Linked DNA regions of Homo sapiens: region 2 is linked to region 1. A link is a loop called in an ENCODE intact Hi-C map of the cell type or tissue named here. Cell type or tissue: heart left ventricle. All regions are shown on one strand. Each heading gives the region's core, and the rest is flanking DNA. Links, peaks and the distances in the headings are about the cores only.

Region 1 (7,277 bases), core at 2,901-5,400:
TGTGAAATTTGGTCTAACCTCTTTAAAAGTGACTATAGAGGACTACAGATTATCAAACAAGCAGAGAAACAATTCTGCCTGCGTATTTAGGGGAGAGTATGCATTCTGCAGCACAATTGTGAGCTGACTGGAAGCCTAAGAGGGAAAGGCCCCTCTAGAGTAAAGCTTGGTTGGCGCCTTATATGTTTATGTCATGTCTGGTAATTCTAGACAGTTCTTGGGAAATATAATTAAAAGACAAATTTTCTCCAGCCCTAGAGCAACTCCACAATGACTGAACAGAAATAAAACTGTTATATTACACAATTAAACCAGAATTTGACATGCATCAAGGTCAATCTGCTTAACAGATTGCAAAGACAGAAAGATGGTCACCATAATTAGCCCATGAGTAGAAAAACTTACAGCACCATGTCATGCATAGTTCACTCTAAATTCACCTGGTAATTGGGGAGGCCATCCGTGTATGTTAATTTGTTATATATAATTACAAAATAAACTTTTAAGATCTTCATGACAGAGGGTAGTTGTGCAATATAAAACCAGGTGCCTGCTAAAGGTAGGCTCTCAGTCTCCTACAGAAACATTTGAATAGTGTGCTATCATTTTGGCTATTTACATTTTGAAGCAATGGCTCTCTACTCCCCAAGCGTTGGACTACAGCACTTCTGCTTGCCCTCTCCTGGTGGCTGGAGTTTTCTCTTGACTCCTACCTCCTGCCACTGAGGTACAGCCCACAATACAGGGTGAACAGCCAGGAGGTCACATCTCACATGAACCCCAATTGCCACAGCAGCACTCCAGCGCCACATCAGAGAGTGAAGCCTGAGCTGCAGGAGGAGAGCCTGCAGGCCTCCTGGGTAGGAATGCACCTTCACAATAATGAGAACGGGAACAGTTTTAGGCTCAGTTTCTATTTATAATGGTGACATGGAAAACATTCTGCTGGATTTCCAGCATGAGTCTGTAAAGAGACAGCTCCAAGAGTTCCATTGTGACAGCCCACCTCATTCACAGACACTGTGAAATGCTAAAATGGCTTCTGAAACAGACACTCAAAGCATTGGAGAGAAAAACAGCTCTCAGTCTCAGAAAGATTATACCGAGAGAAAAAATAAGTTAAATGTATCTTGAGAAAAAACTCAGATTACATGTAAGATTGATGAAGTCAGCCAGAAAATATTTCCCTATAAAATATTTCTCTCTAAATACCCAAATTACACAGCTACTCTCAGCATGAGAAACATGAGCATTACGAAAAAGGGAGCATATTCTCAGCAGAATTTTATAAGATTCCTCCATCTCTGCTGCTCTCTCATCTTTTAGCCATTGAAAGGGGGATTCTATTGGAATACATCACACTACATCCACCAGCACTTTTTTTCTGAAATGGAGTCTCGTTCTGTCACTCAGGTTAGAGTGCAGTGGCATGATCTCAGCTCACTGCACCCTCCGCCTCCCAGGTTAAAGCAATTCTCCTGCCTCAGCCTCCAGAGTAGATGGAATTACAGGCACCTGCCACCATATCCAGCTAATTTTTGTATTTTTAGTAGAGACAGGTTTCACTGTGTTGGCCATTCTGGTCTCCAACTCCTGACCTCAAGTGATCCACCCGCGTTGGCCTCCCTAAGTGCTGTGATTACAGGCGTGAGCCACTGTGCTCGGTCACCACCAGCACTTTTTGATGAAAAATTAGAATCTGATTTTGTTTATATGGTGGAACATATTTGAGCTTGCAACACAGCTAAGAGGAGAGCTATTATAGTTTTCTGGTGGTCACATCATTTGTGTTTATTTGTCCTTTAATAGCAGCATTCTAACTTACTGAAATGAAAGACACTAAACTCATGCTTACTTATAGTTATCCCTACCAGATAAGGTAATAAGTATGTAAGACTAGTATCTACTGTAACAATTTGGTAATAAGTTTTATTTGGATATTAGAGATAAGTATCTAAATATAAATAATTTTAATGTACTCGTCATAATGTATGTAGGATTTGTGAAAATTTTCTTTAACCATAATTCAGTTAAAACACTTTATATTTAAAAAGTAGAAATAACAATATTAAAATGACTAACGGTTTCATTCAAAGTAAATGTCGTGGCCTTATATTTATATTATTGTAGAAAATACTCTTTAATTTATATGAATGTTGACCAGGCACGGTGGCTCACGCCAGTAATCCCAGCACTTTGGGAGGTCAAGATGGGCAGATCACCTGAGGTCAGGAGTTCAAGACCAGCCTGGCCAACATGGCAAAATCCTGTCTCTACTAAAAATACAAAAACTAGCCAGGCGTGGTAGCACATGCCTGTAGTCCCAGCTACTCAGGAGGATGAGGCAGGAGAATTGCTTGAACCTGGGAAATGGAGTTGCAGTGAGCTGAGACTGCGCCACTGCACTCCAGCCTGGGGGACAAAGTAACACTCTATCTCAAAAAAAAAAAAAAAAAAGTATATGATTGTAGGTTGTCTACAAATGCTTCCTGTGACAATGCTAATTGTTCTGAAGTAATAAATAGAAACCAAGGTTCAACTCCAACTCCACTGTTATATACTGAATCGTTTATTTAGCTACACCTAGATTAATATGATTTATATGATTTACATATATTTCAATAAAGCAGAGAAAAAAAGTACACATAATCCAAATGCTTTAAGAAAAGAGAGATGAGGATAATAGCCTTAATAGCCTTCCTTATTTTCAGGTAGGAGAATAGAGCCTCTTATTTTTATTTTCTCCTATAACAGCCAAGTCTTTAGACATGCTCTTGAAGTCTTGGACATCTGAATTTCAGTAGACACTGGATTCAGGCATCCAAGGAGTGGCCTTGGGCACACTGTGTGCACTTGAAAGAATGTTTACAGAGAGAAAAAGCAGAATACAGAAAGGTGTTATAAAAAAAAATCTGTGCCCTCTCCCTCTCCTGTCTCCCTCTGATGCCAAGCCGAGGCTGGACTGTACTGCCGCCATCTCGGCTCACTGCAACCTCCCTGCCTGATTCTCCTGCCTCAGCCTGCCAAGTGCCTGGGATTGCAGGCGCGCGCCGCCACGCCAGACTGGTTTTCGCATTTTTTGGTGGAGACGGGGTTTCGCTGTGTTGGCCGGGCTGGTCTCCAGCTCCTGACCTCAAGTGATCTGCCCGCCACGGCCTCCCGAGGTGCCGGGATTGCAGACGGAGTCTCGCTCACTCAGTGCTCAATGTTGCCCAGGCTGGAGTGCAGTGGCGTGATCTCGGCTCGCTACAACCTCCACCTCCCAGCCGCCTGCCTTGGCCTCCCAAAGTGCCGAGATTGCAGCCTCTGCCCGGCCGCCACCCCGTCTAGGAAGTGAGGAGCGTCTCTGCCTGGCCGCCCATCCTCTGGGATGTGAGGAGCCCCTCTGCCCGGCCGCCCAGTCTGGGAAGTGAGGAGCGCCTCTTCCCGGCCGTCATCCCGTCTAGGAAGTGAGGAGCGTCTCTGCCCGGCCGCCCATCGTCTGGGATGTGGGGAGCGCCTCTGCCCCGCCGCCCCGTCTGAGATGTGAAGAGCGCCTCTGCCCGGCCGCGACCCCGTCTGGGAACTGAGGAGTGTCTCTGCCCTGCCGCCAACCCGTCTGGGAAGTGAGGAGCGTCTCTGACCGGCCACCCAGTCTGGGAAGTGAGGAGCTCCTCCGCCTGGCAGCCGCCCCGTCCGGGAGGTGGGGGGCAGCCCCAGCCCGGCCAGCTGCCCCGTCCAGGAGGTGGGGGGCAGCCCCCACCCGGCCGCTGCCCCGTCTGGGAGGTGGGGGGGCGCCTCTGACCGGCTGCCCCGTCTGGGAGGTGTACCCAACAGCTCATTGAGAACGGGCCATGATGACAATGGCGGTTTTTGTCGAATAGAAAAGGGGGAAATGTGGGGAAAAGAAAGAGAGATCGGATTGTTTCTGTGTGTGGAAAGAAGTGGACATGGGAGACTCCATTTTGTTCTGTACTGGCAAAGATTCTTCTGCCTTGGGATGCTGTTAATCTATAACCTTGCCCCCAACCCCGTGCTCTCTGAAACATGTGCTGTGTCCACTAAGGGTTAAATGGATTAAGGGCGGTGCAAGATGTGCTTTGTTAAACAGATGCTTGAAGGCGGCATACTCGTTAAGAGTCATCACCACTCCCTAATCTCAAGTACCCAGGGACACAAACACTGCGGAAGGCAGCGGGGCCCTCTGCCTAGGAAAACCAGAGACCTTTGTTCACATGTTTATCTGCTGACCTTCCCTCCACTATTGTCCTATGACCCTGCCAAATCCCCCTCTCCGAGAAACACCCAAGAATGATCAATAAATACTAAAAAAATTAAAAAAAAAATCTGTGGATGTACATGAATAAAGCAAGTTCTTAGAGACCTATGAAGAGACTTAGATTCTGACACAATAATAGTGGGATACAACACCCCACAGACCCTGTTAGATTATTAGGGCAGAAAATTTACAAATAACTCAGGATCTAAACTCAACACTTGGACAAACAGTCCTACAAAACTCTTAATCTAAAAACAACATACTATACATTCTTCTCATTACCATGTGGCACATACTCCAAAATTGACCACACAATCAGAAATAAAACAACCCTCAGCAAATTCCAAAATTACACCAACCACACACACAGAGCACAGCTTGATAAAAATATAATTCAATACCAAAAAAAAAAACACTTGAAGTGATACAAATACATGGAAATTATGCCACCTGAGTCTAAATGACTTTTGAGTAAATAATGAAATTAAAGCAGAAATCAAGTTCATTGCAAAAAATGAGAACAAAGATACAACATACCAGAATCTCTGCAACACAGCTAAGGCAGTGTTAAAGAGAAATTTATAGCACTAAAAGCTCACATCCAAAAGTTACAAAGATCTCAATTTAACAACCTAACATCATGAATAAAAGAATGAGAGAAAGCAAGAGCAAACCAACCCCTAAGCTAGGAAAAGACAAGAAATAACCAAAATCAGATCTGAACTGAAGATTTAAACAGAAAAAAAATACGAGACCAAAAAATCCAGGAATTAAACCTTTGTAAAAAAAAATATATATATATATATAAAATAAGATAAACCACTAGCTACAATAATAAAGAAATAAGAGAAGGTCCAAATAAACACAATTAGAAATGACTACCACTGACCCCACAGAAATACAAATAACTATTGAAGTCTACTATGAACACTTCTATGCACATGAACTAGAAAATCTATGCACACAAACTAGAAAATAGAAGTTTCAGGATACAAAATAAGTGTACAAAAATCAGTAACATCTCTGAACATCAACAACATTCAACCTAAGGCCAAATCAAAAAAAATCCCATTCACAATAACCACAAAAATAATAAAATGTCTAGGAATACACCTAATCAGGGAGGTGAAAAATCTCTAAAACAAAAATTACAAAATGCTTCTTAAAGAAGTCAGAGATGACACAAGCCAATGGGCAGCCATTTTATGCTCATGGATAGAAAAGACTGATATCATTAAAATGGCCATACTGCCAAATGAAATTTACAGAATTAATGCTATTTCTATCAAACTACCAATAACATTCTTCACGGAACTAAAAAAAAAAAAAAAAAAAAGTATTTTAAAATTTATATGAAACCGAAAAAAAACCAAAAACCTGAATAGCCAAGGCAATCACAAGCAAAAAGAACAAAGCAGGTGGCATTACATTACCTGACTTCAAATTATACAACAGAGTAACCAAAGCAGCATGATACTGGTACAAACACAGACTACAGAACAATGGAACAGAATAAGAGAGCCCAGAAATCATGCCACACACCTACAACCATCTGATCTTCCACAAAGGTCACAAGAGCAATGCAGGAAGAATTCCCTATTTAATAAATGGTGCTGGAATAACCAGCTAGCACTATGTAAAAGACTGAAACTGGATGCTTTCCTTACACCATATAAAAAAAAAATCAACTCCAGGTGATTAAAGACCTAAATGTAGAACATACAATTGTAAAAAACCCTGAAAGAAAATCTAAAAAATACCTATGTCAATTGGATAAAGAAAATATTATTGACATAGGAACTGGCAAAGATTTTATGATGAAGATGCCAAAAGCAATTGCAACAAAAGCAAAACTTGATAAATGGGACCTAAAGAAACTAAAGAGCTTCTTCACAGCAAAGCAAACTATCAATAGAGTAAACAAACAACCTACACAATAAAAAGAAAATATTTGTAAAATATGCTTCTGACAAAGGTCTATTATTCAAAATTTGTAAGGAATTTTAAAAATTTTACCATAAGGCGGGACGGGTACAGTGGCTCACGCCTGTAATCCGAGCACTTTGGGAGGCCAAGGCGGGCGGATCACGAGGCCAGGAGATTGAGACCATCCTGGCAAACATGGTAAAACCCCGTCTCTACTAAAAATACAAAAAAATTAGCCAGGCGTAGTGGCAGTCACCTGTAGTCCCAGCTACTCCGGAGGCTGAGGCAGGAGAATGGCATGAACCTGGGAGGTAGAGCTTGCAGTGAGCCAAGATCGCGCCACTGCACTCCAGACTGGGCGACAGAGCGAGACACTGTCTCAAAAAAAAAAAAAATTTACCATAAGGCCAGGCGCAGTGGTTCATACATGTAATCTCAGCACTTTGGGAGGCTGAGGCAGGCAGATCACAAGGTCAGGAATTCGAGACCAGCCTGACCAACATGGTGAAACCCCGTCTCTACTAAAAATACAAAAAGTAGCCACGTGTGTTGGCACGCACCTGTAATCCCAGCTACTCAGGAGGCTGAGGCTGGAGAATCGCTTGAATCCGGGAGGCAGAGGTTGCAGTGAGCCAAGATCGTGCCACTGCACTCCAGCCTGGGTGACAGAGCAAGGGTCCGTCTCAAAAAAACAAAAAAACAAAAAAAAACAAAACAAAAAAAAACTTACCAAAAAGGCCGGGTGCAATGGCTCATGCCTGCAATCCCAGCACTTTGGGAGGCTGAGGCAGGCAGATCACTTGAGGTCAGGAGTTTGAGACCAGCCTGGCCAATGTGGTGAAACCCCTGTCTCTACTAAGAATACAAAAATTAGCCGGCTGTGGTTGCATGCACCTGTAGTTCCAGTTACTCAGAAGGCTGAGGCAGAATTGCTTGAACCCCGGAGGCGGAGGACAAAGAGAGGAAAAACAGACACAGGCCTAGTTGAGGGTGGTGGGTAGGAGGACAGAAAGGACTAGAAAAAAATACCTGTTTATGCTATGCATAGTACCTCATTAACAAAATAATCTACACCAAACCCCTATGCCACAAT
Region 2 (7,277 bases), core at 1,577-4,076, 60 kb before region 1:
TTCCTGTCGGTTCAGGCCATAAGGTGCCCAAGCCGGTACCAAGCACTGAAAGGTGAACTGCCACAAGCCAGGTAAGTCACTTTCAGTCAGGATCCCTCTGTGGTTACCAGATGTCAGTCGAAGTAAACAACGAAACACATCTCAGTCATTTTAGGAAATTTATTTGCCAAAGTTAAGGACACACCCAGGAGACAGGTCTATGCCTTTTTCTGAAGATGATTTTGAGGGCTCCAAATTTAAAGGGGAAAGGGTGGGATATTGAGAAGCACACAGTTTTTACATAAAAGGGGGCAGAAGAAAAATGTGGGGAATCTGCATTTTACATAACAGACAAAATGGGGTAGGAAAAAAATCAGATATGCATTTGTGTCCGGCGGGCCAGGGTGACTGCACCTGTAAAGATAAGCTATCAAGTTGCATTGCCATGGTGAAGTTTTAACATCTCACCAGGAATTTTCTTGTGTGCAAAATATGGGGGAGGTGTGTAGCCTTTCATCTTGTAACCATCTTATTTAGGAACCAAAAGGGGGAGACAGATTTGTGAGACCCAGTTTCCATGACTAAGATTATCTCAGGAGTACAGGATAAGTTGAACACTAAAATCTATACATGTATATAAAATAGGCACAGAAAAGAGCTCGGTAAAAGCCTTCCAGCAAACTAGAAATAAAAGATGTGATTTTATATTGTAAATATACAAGGTATCTAAAATAAACTACAGCAAATATACATAATAAACTATTAAAAGCTTGTTTTTTAATGTCATAAACATGATAATGATGCTGCTGTAAACATTTTTGTTAACTATTGCATCTGTGGTTCCAGTCAACAGATTAAAATGAGAAATGAGTTATACAATTATACTTGCAAAGAAGAATTAGTCAATAAACTAGTACCTAAACAATTGGTTCTACCTAGGTAGACTGGATACCTGAAAAGCAACTCACACAAAAAACTTGTTCACATAGATTAAGGAATTAAAACTTTTAGGAGAAAATACAGGAAAATATTATAACTGGGGTAAAAATTTTCTAAACATGGCACAAGATAAAAATAATGCATAAAAATATTTATAAATTAGACTATCAATTTTAAACTTGATTATTAATAATGTATAAAAACATGTTTTACTACAGATAATGCAAAGGCAAAGCAAAATTGGGAGAAAATATTTTTAAAAGACATACTACAAAAGATTGATATTTAAAAATATATATATTACAGACCGGCGCTGTGGCTTACACCTGTAATCCCAGCACTTTGGGAGGCTGAGGCGAGTGGATCACCTGAAATCAGGAGTTCAAGACCAGCTGGCCAACGTGTTGAAACCCCATCTCTACTAAAAATACAAAAAAATTAGCCAGGTGTGGTGGTGCGTGTCTGTAATCCCAGCTACTTGGGAGGCTGAGGCAGAAGAATCACTTGAACCCAGGAGGCTGAGGTTGCAGTGAGCCAAGATCACACCATTGCACTCCAGCCTGGGCAACAGGAGAGAAACTTCATCTCAAAAAAAAAAAAAGTTTTTTATATATATTTTTATATATATATATATAACTATTATTTATTAGACTATTATGAATAAGAAAAAGACATTAAATATAGGAGAGATGGCAAGTCTTAGATCTTATTAGATCAATAAACATGAAAAATTCCAACTTCATTAGTAACTATGAAAATGCTAATTAAAACTATAAATGATACACTTTTCTAATTCACCATTTTGTCAAAAATTATGTCTAGTAATTCTAAGTTGGTAAAAATATGGAGTAATTGGAATTCACAAATATCCACTGGCAATAAGATTGATTTATAAATTGATGTATATTTACACTATGCAGCAGTGAAAATGGACAACTACAGCTATGCTAAGCAACATGAAATAATAAAAAAATTATAAATAAAAAAGCAAGTCCCAAATATAAAATGGTAAAATGTATATAAACGCAAAAAACAGGCAACACTAAAATGTATATGGTTTATAGATAAAAATGCATAAATTAAAGAATAACACAAAATTCACATGGTGGTTACTTTGGGTAGGAGGTTAATAAGAGACTTCAGAGGTATCCACTTCTCAGGAGTGTGTGAGAGTTTCATGAAGCCAGCCTGAAAGTTTTATGAGAGTAGAGACCAATACTTTCTTTTCTTCATTTTATTTCCTAAGCCTAGCAAAAAGTATGGCACATTGTGTATGCTCAACACACATTTATTGGTTAAATGAATAAATGCATGCCCTTTGTAAACTGTCAAGGTATGCAAATTGAGACTTTATTATTAGTTACTATAGCTTAGTTAATAGAATCAAATAAAAGGTAATAAACTGTAGCATTCAGAAAGCACTATTAAAAGTTTAATGTTAACCCAGCACTGTTGGGTAAAATAAATTAAAATTTTTCTGTAATCCTAGCACTTTGGGAGGCCAAGCTGGGCGGATCACTTGAGGCCAGGAATTTGAGACCAGCCTGAACAACATTGCAAAACCCCATCTCTACTAAAAATACAAAAATTAGCCAGGCGTGGTGGCGCATGCCTGTAATCCCAGCTACTCAGGAGGCTGAAGCCTGAGAATTGCTTGAACCCGGGAGTCGGAGGTTGCAGTGAGCTGAGATCGCGACACTGTACACCAGGCTGGGCGACAGTGTGAGACTCCGTCTCCAAATTAAAAAAACAAAAAAAGTTTTTAAAGTTGTGACCATTATGATTACATGTAAATTGCCACATGAAGATGGAACATGAAATCTGACTTCAGGTGAGCATAATTTGAAAGGAAAAGGCAAAACAAGAGAAAAGAGTTAAAAAGGACGAAAACTTAATTGGGTCAGATCTGCAGGTTCTACCCTGTGCTGCTTTTTAGGAAAGTTGTCTCCTCTCCTGGCACAGAGGAAGGCTGGCTGGGGGAGCCTGGGCCCCTCTGTCCTCCCCGCGGTGACAGTGGCTGATGTTTGCTCAGGCATGAGGCGCGCCGCAATGCCCTGGGCCTGAGGCTGACGGGCCCCGCCCCTCCTCCTTCCCCTGGACTCTTCCACGATGTCTCTGTGCCCCTGTGCCTTCCTGTGCGTCCCTCTAATGAAAGGGGGCAGTGGCAGCATGAAGCTGGTGGCAGGAACTGGCTCCGCAGGCTGAGGAGGGCTCGCCCAGCTGTGGGAAATGCTCCACTTGACATCGGCTTTCTGTGCACCGATCTGGGCCTCGACCCAGGGTTAGAGCCGTGGCGTCCCTGGCCTGGGCGACCCCGGGGGCTGGCACTCCGGCTGCTGCTGCGGTTGCCGCTGTGCTTGGCTGGGCCGCGGCTGGGACTAGCGCCCACTAGACGTGCAGGAGCCACCCCGCAGGAGGGAGGAGGTGGTATCCATGTTCCCTGAAAAACAGGCTCTGCTGACAAATCTCAGACGCCAGGAACAGAAGAACCGAAAGAAACTGCAAGAGTTTGAGCCAAAAGGATGGACTGTTGGAGTAGCTGAGGGTGAAGCTGCCGGAACTCCTCAAAGTGGAACAGCAAAGCCAGCACCAGAGATGGACAAGAAAAACAAACTATCAACGAAAATTCGCAGAAATCAAAGTTAGATGCTAAAGCAGCGAAAAACCGTTCACGCCACGATAGAAACAGAGTTGATGATGGAGTCTGAGAAACGAATCTTAGGGAGAGAAAGGACAGCAGTGAACATGGTCAGGTGCTGAGGATTCTGGTCCACTGGACCCCACCATCCCTAGGATAGTAAATACCATCCCAGTCATCACCCAGCAAGTTACCACCACAGCATTTCCTGTGTGTTTCAAAAAAATAAATAAAGGTGATTCTTAACATAAGTGCAAATAAAAAGTCATTCATCATAATCTAAACTGTCATAGTTTAGTTTACATTTTAACGTTCTTTATCGTGCTAAAACCTTTGGTTTTTTAAATTTAATTTAATTTGGGATGGAGTTGTTGCCCTACTGCCCTGGCTGGACTGCAGTGACGCGATCTCGGCTCACTGCAACCTCGCCTCTCGGGTTCAAGCGATTCTCCTGCCTCAGCCTTCCGAGTAGGTGGGATTACTGGTGCCTGCCACCACTCCCAGCTAATTTTTGTACTTTTAGTAGACACAGGGTTTCATCATGTTGGCCAGGCTGGTCTCAAACTACTGACCTCAAGTGATCCGCCTGCCTCGGCCTTCCAAAGTGTTGGGCTTACAGGCATGAGCCACCATGGCCAGACAAACATTGTTTTTTAAAGTGGCAGCCACAATTTTTGTCTGTCTGGATATATTTTGGACTTTTGTATATTAAATATAACGTAAAATAGAAACTTTATTATGTTTTAGGTAATCTAACATTGATGTACACAAACAAACTTTACAGATTACTGTAGGATTCAGTAAACGATGTATACGACATTTATGTCTCTAGTTTTTGATGTATTAATTTTATTTTAGAAAAGATTGGCTTCTTTAAAAATGTCTCCAAAAATGTAGGCTTATTTTATAAAATGCCAAAATAGTCAAAAAATGTAAAATACCATTTTGCATTTTACAAAAAGTAAAATACTATTTTGCCGTTTTATACAATAAGCCTGAATTTGCCATACTGTATGAATACTGGTACTCAATTAAAACACCAAATATTTTAATCAAAATTATTTAAACTATGTTTATATAATATCTCAATTTTTAACTACAGCGATAGACATAAACAAATATTTCATAAATCAAACCTATTAGTATTAGGTTTATTTAGAAGTAATATATAAAAAAGATCTGTTCAAAATGAATATTTTTCATAATAATTTGGTGTTTTCAAATATGCCGAAGTCTTATTTTGATCAGAGTAAGCCTGGGGATAGTTGACTTATTTCATTTTTTTTGGATAGTGTGTTCCAAATTTTCTAGTTTAACTTAATATCGACTGATGATGGGTAAACATTTTTTTAAATATTATAGGCCTATTATATTGTCAATGTTTTTAATTTAAAAATTCTGTCTTTTAATATTGTTTCAGGGATTTAGGTCTAGTTGAATCCGCACAACCTGTTAATCATTGTCACCTGCCAGATTACAATTCACTGTCAGTGTGCCTGTATGACTCTTCTTTCCATATTCTTTGAATTTGTATTACTTATTTGAAAGTTATATAATACAGCTCATACATTTCAAATCAAATCACCAGGTAAAATGAATTCGGGCTTAGTGTAAAGGAGCTGTTAGAATCTTAGTGTTACATATATAGATGGATGTGGCTCAACGATTTAAACAAAAATATTGAACTATAACATGTGTTGCCATGAGTCAGCCTCTAATGAGTTTATAGATAAATCCAGATTTCACCACATTTATCCAGTGTGTTCAATACCTCTAAAGGTGGTATATCAACAATTCTTATGCTACTGTCTGAGAAAACAGATTCTGCTGTTACCTAAGAAATCAGCTGGGAGGCATTTTTATAATCTTGCACCACATAAGGAAAAACTGAAAGGTAGTACTAATAAATGCAAACTACATCACCTGGAAAATGGGAATCCAGAATGTCACTTTAAATATTTAAGTGTTGTAACTTTGGGTAAAAAATAAATATGATAAAATAAATCTTTTGGTAAGCTTTGTGTAGCTTAACATCAGCATAAAGTAGAAAAAAAATCTTAAAAACAATAGCCTACACTAAAAAACAAAACAAAACTAACATCCAATTCATATATATTGATCTTTGCATTGGGAGAGTCTAAAGCAGAACATTTGATGGACTTGATACAGTTATTTTTACCATATGGGCATACTGATAAAATCATCTATATTTAATTTGAATAAAACATGTTGGCAGGGCACGGTGGCTCACGCCTATAATATCAGCACTTTGGGAGACCGAGGTGGGCGGATCACCTGAGGTCAGGAGTTCAAGAACAGCCTGGCTAACATGGTGAAAACCTGTCTCTACTAAAAAAAAAAAAAATACAAAAATTAGCCAGGCATGGTGGTGCGCGCCTGTAATCCCAGCTAGTCTACTCGGGAGACTGAGGCAGGAGAATCGCTGGAACCCAGGAGGCAAAGGCTGCAGTGAGCCGAGATCATGCCAATGCACTCCAGCGTGGGCGACAGAGCAAGACTCCGCCTCAAAAAAACAAAAACAACATGTCTGCATCTTAAAAATTCTACTTTGTACTATGAGTAATAAATGTCAAGTCTTTATCCTCAAGAGGATCCTGATTCTCAACCCAACATATATAGCAACCCATTCCCTGGTTTCTCCAAACTGAGGCCTCATTAAGGCTCAAATATGGAGTGAGAGAAACACAACAACAGAGCACGTGAAATAAGGATGAGGTAGGATGGTCAGCTCTAAGGCTCAGGAATTGCCTGGGGCATCCCAGTATAATGATGCCAACTGTGAAGTTTACTATGTAAAAATAAACATAAAATGAACATTGGTGAAAGTCTCTGGAATTATAAACAGTTGTGCCAAAAGGACTGAGCCAGAATGACCTGTATTTAAGAAGTAAGGCAAATGTTTACTAGCACATAAATATTTGTTCCAAAGTTTATTACAGTAGCAATATTCTTTTCAGTAATGTCAGCTTTCTCAAGCTAAGGATGCCACAGACAAACTAAGTGCCTAATATATTGTAGGCAATTAGTTTCTAAATTCAACAAACTTGCAATAATTTTATAAATTTCACTGAACTCTGTTGCATGTATATATCTCACTGAAAGGCACTATCCGGTAGCTGTGTCCTTCACTTTTTTCTGGGATTTTCTGTTGCTGGATTCCAAACCAACTTTATTTGAATCCTAGTAATTTCTAAAATTCCAGATTTAATAACAGAAAGAAAGCAGAAATTAAGCCCAGAAATTAGGTTACCCCAAACAGTCCATATCAAATATATTTGATTCCCCAAAAGAAACAAATATTACACAAAGTAAACAACAGTGGGTTTAAAATTCAACCTAAATTCAAAGGTAGCAGTTAACACCATATGCAAAAATTAGCAAAGTCACAATGTAGAAACTCTTAGTCTGTTATTCCAGAAAAAATAATAACATTTTTATTTTGGCATTTTTTGGAAAGAATAAATACATTAAATATAACAAAATACACCCACTAAACTATAATAAAGGATCTTTGAAATATAAATGATTTTGTTCTTATTTTTAAATATTTACTGTACTATATTCAGACAAGGCTTTCAGTGAAAAATACTTACAGCTACCATGTATGAATTAAAACAGCCCTGGGGGAAATAGTATTTTTTATTAATAATGAAGATTGAAGCTCCAAGTGATAGAGCAGGAGCACCATCAACTCAGACAA

Evidence for each region. Peaks named below come from ENCODE experiments on the same cell type or tissue, not always from the same donor. Only the 100,000 strongest peaks of a DNase experiment are listed, where the experiment ranks them.
Region 2: a loop joins it to region 1, with 4 times the contacts of the local background. A loop is called at or near these places in 5 of 110 quality-filtered maps.

The regions. Positions count from the first base shown.
Region 1 is chr7:64,550,686-64,557,962 of GRCh38, forward strand. The region is part of intron 1 of ZNF680 (zinc finger protein 680); the gene reads right to left. It also overlaps the pseudogene BNIP3P42. Among named protein-coding and RNA genes, the nearest start is that of ZNF680, 8.7 kb to the right of the region's middle. RefSeq lists an enhancer at 3,442-3,947. In heart left ventricle, for the core only: no CTCF peak of the experiment used is centred there; no DNase peak of the experiment used is centred there; H3K27ac peaks cover 1,804 bases.
Region 2 is chr7:64,492,081-64,499,357 of GRCh38, forward strand. It overlaps a transcript of ZNF680 not described here. Among named protein-coding and RNA genes, the nearest start is that of ZNF680, 67 kb to the right of the region's middle. In heart left ventricle, for the core only: no CTCF peak of the experiment used is centred there; no DNase peak of the experiment used is centred there; H3K4me3 peaks cover 821 bases.